Regions from separate parts of the Homo sapiens genome. Here region 2 is linked to region 1. A link is a loop called in an ENCODE intact Hi-C map of the cell type or tissue named here. Cell type or tissue: ascending aorta. All regions are shown on one strand. Region 1 holds the start of NOL9 (nucleolar protein 9). Region 2 has its middle 11 kb from the start of PLEKHG5.

Evidence for each region. A loop is a pair of places that touch in the nucleus more often than their neighbours do. Peaks named below come from ENCODE experiments on the same cell type or tissue, not always from the same donor. Only the 100,000 strongest peaks of a DNase experiment are listed, where the experiment ranks them.
Region 2: a loop joins it to region 1, with 6 times the contacts of the local background. A loop is called at or near these places in 10 of 110 quality-filtered maps.

The regions. Positions count from the first base shown.
Region 1 is chr1:6,553,391-6,555,890 of GRCh38, forward strand. It overlaps NOL9 (nucleolar protein 9), which reads right to left and starts at 1,123. Exons shown (of 12, transcript NM_024654.5): 1 at 717-1,123. The coding sequence starts at 1,112. It overlaps TAS1R1 (taste 1 receptor member 1), which reads left to right and starts at 1,917. Exons shown (of 6, transcript NM_138697.4): 1 at 1,917-2,174. The coding sequence starts at 1,984. RefSeq lists a silencer at 829-1,088. In ascending aorta, a CTCF peak has its summit at 1,235 (motif pointing left); DNase peaks (open chromatin) are centred at 1,211 and 1,971; H3K4me3 peaks cover 2,178 bases; H3K27ac peaks cover 1,866 bases.
Region 2 is chr1:6,501,006-6,503,505 of GRCh38, forward strand. It overlaps a transcript of PLEKHG5 not described here. Among named protein-coding and RNA genes, the nearest start is that of PLEKHG5, 11 kb to the left of the region's middle. RefSeq lists an enhancer at 1,500-2,229. In ascending aorta, no CTCF peak of the experiment used is centred here; DNase peaks (open chromatin) are centred at 48, 1,076 and 1,405; H3K4me3 peaks cover 1,377 bases; H3K27ac peaks cover 2,182 bases.

The DNA.
Region 1 (2,500 bases):
CTCCTCGTCTGTAAACACTTAGAGAGAGGGACAACTACTCCGTAAGAGAGCTGGATGTTTAAATGGGTTCAAAGCCTAAAACACTTTTGGAACCCTTAAATCCTGGAATTTCTGAGCTCTCAGTAATTGCAACCTTTTTTTTTTTTAACTATTAAAATCCCTTTCAGAGTTCCAGGTGCGGTGGTTCACACCTGTAATCCCAGCACTTTGAGAGGCCGAGGCGGGTGGATCACAAGGTCAGGAGATCGAGACTATCCTGGCTAACATGGCGAAACCCCGTTTCTACTAAAAATACAAAAAATATAGCCGGGCGAGGTGGCACGCGCCTGTAGTCCCAACTACTCCGGAGGCTGAGGCAGGGGAATCGCTTCAACCCGGGATGCGGAGGTTGCAGTGAGCCGAGATTGTGCCACTGCACTCCAGCCTGGGGGACAGAGTGAGACTCTGTCTCAAAAAGAAAAAGAAAGAAAGAAAACAAAACAAAATAAAGTCCCTTTAGCTCGTAAGGCCTAGGGACCCCTTAGCAGGGTACCTGTTACCCTGCTGCTCAGGGGAGCCTAGTTGCCACCAACCATCAAGAGGATGGACTTGAATCCGACTGGCAGCCAGAGAACAGGCCCGGGGGACCACGGTCCTCTCCTACCCTGCAGCTCTCCCGGGGCTGCCTCTCCAGCCCTCCCTGCCCTCGGGGACTACTACCGGCGCCCCCCACCTACCTGCTCGACCGGCAGCAGCAGCAACGCGCGGCCGGGGCCCACGGGCCGCACCGGTGGGATGAGGAGAGGCCGGTGGCAACTCGAGGCGGATTCGAGTTCGGGTTCGGACTCGGGTTCGGAGGCCGGGGTCGGGCTAGGGATCGGGCTGGGGGTCGCGGTGTTGGGTCTCCGGGCCGCCGCCGCGCGCGACACCTGGCGGGCTCCCTCCCTCCAGTCCACGCCGGACGCCTGGGCTTGCAGTAACCGCCACCGTAGGCGCCGCCGACCGCACCAGCGCAGGCTCCCGAGCCGGCGGCGGGGCCGGCGGCTGAGGATGAGCTGGGGCCGGGCCTTGCGGACCCGCAGCCAAGTGGAACGGCAGGAACCCCGCTTTAGCAGCAGTCCCGAGTCCGCCATGCTGGGTCCTCAGGGCCTACCGCGCGAGAATCTCGCGAGATCCCGTCGGTCCGCCCCGCTGCCCTCCCAGCTGCCGAAAAGAGGGGCCTCCGAGCCGCCGGCGCCCTCTGCCGGCAACCTCCGGAAGCACACTAGGAGGTTCCAGCCGATCTGGTCGAGGGGCTCCACGGAGGACTCCATTTACGTTACGCAAATTCCCTACCCCAGCCGGCCGGAGAGAGAAAGCCAGAAACCTCGCGACCAGCCATGGGCCACCTCTCCGGAAAAACACCGGGATATTTTTTTTCTCCTGCAGAAAAAGCTTTAGGATTGGCAGTTTAAACAAAACATGTCTATTTGCATACCTTCGGTTTGCATGCATTTGTTTCGAAGTGAGCAACCCTGGGTAACAAGGCGAAAGTATATGACAATTTGCTCAGAATCTTAATGTCAGAAAACTGGAGACTGGGGCAGGGGGGTGTCGACTCAAAGCTGTGTCTCATTTAGTAAACTGAGGCCCAGGTAAAAAGTTCTGAAACCTCGCAACACCCGGAGAAATTGTGTTCCAGCCTCCCACCTCGCCCCAAAATGCCAGAGCTCCTTTTCTAAGCCAGGTGAAGTCACAGAGCGTGGACAGAACCCACAACCGTCCAGAGGAAGGGTCACTGGGTGCCACCTGGTTTGCATCTGTGCCTTCGTCCTGCCCAGTTCCTGAGTGGGACCGCAGGCCCGGAATGTCAAGGCAAACAGTCCTGCTTCAGCCACTGGGCTCCAGTCCCACCCCTTTTGGGGGCCTGAAGTTAGGAAGCATCCGGCAGCTGCCTTCTATTTAAGCAACTGGCCTCCTTAGAGGCCACTCCTTGGCCATGCCAGGCGCGGGCATCTGGCCAGCATGCTGCTCTGCACGGCTCGCCTGGTCGGCCTGCAGCTTCTCATTTCCTGCTGCTGGGCCTTTGCCTGCCATAGCACGGAGTCTTCTCCTGACTTCACCCTCCCCGGAGATTACCTCCTGGCAGGCCTGTTCCCTCTCCATTCTGGCTGTCTGCAGGTGAGGCACAGACCCGAGGTGACCCTGTGTGACAGGTGAGTGAGGGGCCAGCAGAGCCACACTTAGTGGGACCCCTGGCTATAGGGCCCCTCTGGCTGCCATCCTCCAAACAGGACCTTGCCTCTGCCTTTGCCCCTTGAACTGTCCCCAGGCCTTGTTCATCAATCCACTTGCCACCTAAGTGCTGGCTAGACCTTCCTAGACACTTCGGCCAGTTTCCAATTATTTCACCCTTGCTGTTAGAATGTGTTGTATTGTAACTTCATTGAAATTGGTTCTTGGCTTTGTACCATACCTAGGTGGCCAGGCCTAAGCAAGGGCAGCTTTTTCCCTCTTCTTTTTTTTTTTTTTTTTTTTTTTG
Region 2 (2,500 bases), 52 kb before region 1:
GAGAACAGGGTTTCGGAAGAATTTAAATTGGTTGCCAACTTTGAAAAGTCAGGAGATTTCACATAAAAGTCCATATTTCTGGCTTCTCTTGACAAACCAGAGGAGCCCGGCAGCTCTGGACCCATGTTCTGGACGGCTCCAGCTCCCGAGCTGTGTCTGCCTCGGATCAGCACAAATGCTTCCAGCCCCCACAGTCCACGCCACTCCGTCGCCCCACCGCAGGCCCCTCACTCCGCTACTTGCCGGACACAACTGAGCTTCTGACCCCAGCCCAGCCCTTCTTGGTGCTATTCCTTTGCCCTCCCCCAGCATCCTCCCATCGCTGTCTGCTGCCATCCTGCCCACTCTTCAAGGCCCAGATTGAAGGCTGCTGCCTTCAGGAAGGCCTCCCTATTGTCACATATCCCAGTTCCAGGTGAACGTGTCCTTGCTGGACTCCCACTGTCTTGAACCTTTGAACCAACACCGACCTGTCTTCCCCATCAGACGGCTTCAGGAACGACACACAATGACCACAGCTCTCACTTGCCAACCACCTGCTGGGAACTCTGCTGTCCATAGATGGTGTCGTTTCACCATCTAACTCTGTGTAGAGGAATGATCATTGTCCCCATTTTACAGATGAGGAAACTGAGGCGTGGAGGGTAGAGAGATTTGCCCAAGGTCACACAAGTAATGAGAGTAACGAGGCTGTGAGTGTGTAAGCCTCCAAGCCTGTGCTCCTAACCGCCAGGCTACAGTGCTCCCATGGGGCCTGACACAATTAGCTGTCTGGAAAACGTGAATTGGTCCCCCCATCATGACATGAGTGTCCCCTTTCCCCACTGGTCCCAGGCTGACACAAGTGCATGGAAAACCACCTCGTTCTCATTTTCTCCAGGGTAGCCCCTCACCTGTGAACCCTCCACTCCGATGAACCCTTCTGTCTCAAGAAAACAGGCCCTCCCTGCCCACGACCTCCCAACCACAGGCCTGGCCATGCAAAGGCTGCCCCTCTCAGGAAGCAGCTGTGGCCTTGAATGTCCCCTCCCGCGTGAGCCCCACCCTCCTGGGCGCCGGTCCATGCCTGGGCAGCTGCTGCAGGCCATGCTGGGGCTGGACCTCTTAGCCGCAGCAGCCTGGGGAAGGGCAAGATTTGTCCCAAACCTGGCCAAACGCCAGAGGGGCATGTCCTGGGTAAATGGCTGCTGGTCCCAGGACATCCGCCACTCCCTATGCAGGACACTGGTTGGAGCGTCACTGGAGGCCTGGGAAGGAAATGTGTTTCTGATCCCCTTCCCAAAGCGCCATGGGGCACCTTGGGGCAGGTCAGTGAAGTAGGGACCCAGCTGCAGGGAGGGGCATGGACCTTGGCCAGGACACTGCTTCTGCCTACAGCCCAGAACCACCGCTGGCGTAGTCCCCGGGGACCGGAGAGCTGAACACAGCCCTACCCACCCACACTGCTCGAGCTCAGTAAGAAGAGGTGGGAGGACACATTCAGGATTCCTTCCTGGGGCCCAAGAAACTGTCCACACAGCTCTGCACACAGGCCTGGGGCCAGCCGGCCACTTCCTCCGGCTGAGGCTACTGCGGGCGCCTGCCCATCTGCCCCCCGTGGGCTTCCTCCAGAGGTTCCTCAGAGGAACCGAGAGTGACCAAGGGCGGAACAGGAGCGGGGCTGCAGAAATAGCTATGAGATCCCAATTCCCGACAGTCACACTCCAAGCGCCAGTCCCACCCCCATCACAGGCAGGGCTGGCATCGGCCCACCCTGCATGGGCCCCGGCCAGGGTCTGGCTGGCACAGAGGACAGAGCCCACACAGACAGCCGTGTGCCCAGGCTCACCCACCCGACCGCCTCAGCTCATGCATGAGACCTGTTCACGTGCTGTGACCCAGCCGCTGTGTGCAGCCCCCCGGCGCCTCTCTGCCGGCCCCGGGGAGAGCTGGGGCAGGCACACACGGGTGAACAGGTCTCAGTTCTGGTGCTCAGGCTGAGGGTGTGCATGGTGCATCTGGGTGCCACCACTTGGGATCTCAAAGGCCTCGCCACACCTCACCAGGATAAAGGGGATTCCAAGAATGGCCTTGACTCAGAGAGTGGGCATGGATATTCCAGGAGCCTAGTTTTAAAGAGCTTTGAGGCTGGACATGGTGGCTTATACCCATAATCCCAACACTTTGGGAAGCCAAGGAGGCAGAAGGATCATTTTAGTCCAGATGCTCAAGACCAGCCTGGGCAACATAGAGAGACTCCATCTCTACAAAAACATTAAAAAACCAGCAGGGCCTGGTGGTGTGCACCTGCAGTCCCAGCTGCTTGGGAGGCTGAGGCAGGAGTGCTGCTTCAGGTCAGATGCAGTGAGCTGTGATCTCGCCACTGCACTCCAGCCTGGGTAACAGAGCAAGACAACCCTGTCTTTTTTTTTTTTTTTTTTCAGATGGAGTTTTGCTCTTGTCACCCAGGATGGAGTGCAATGGTATGATCTCGGCTCACTGAACCTCTGCCTCCCGGGTT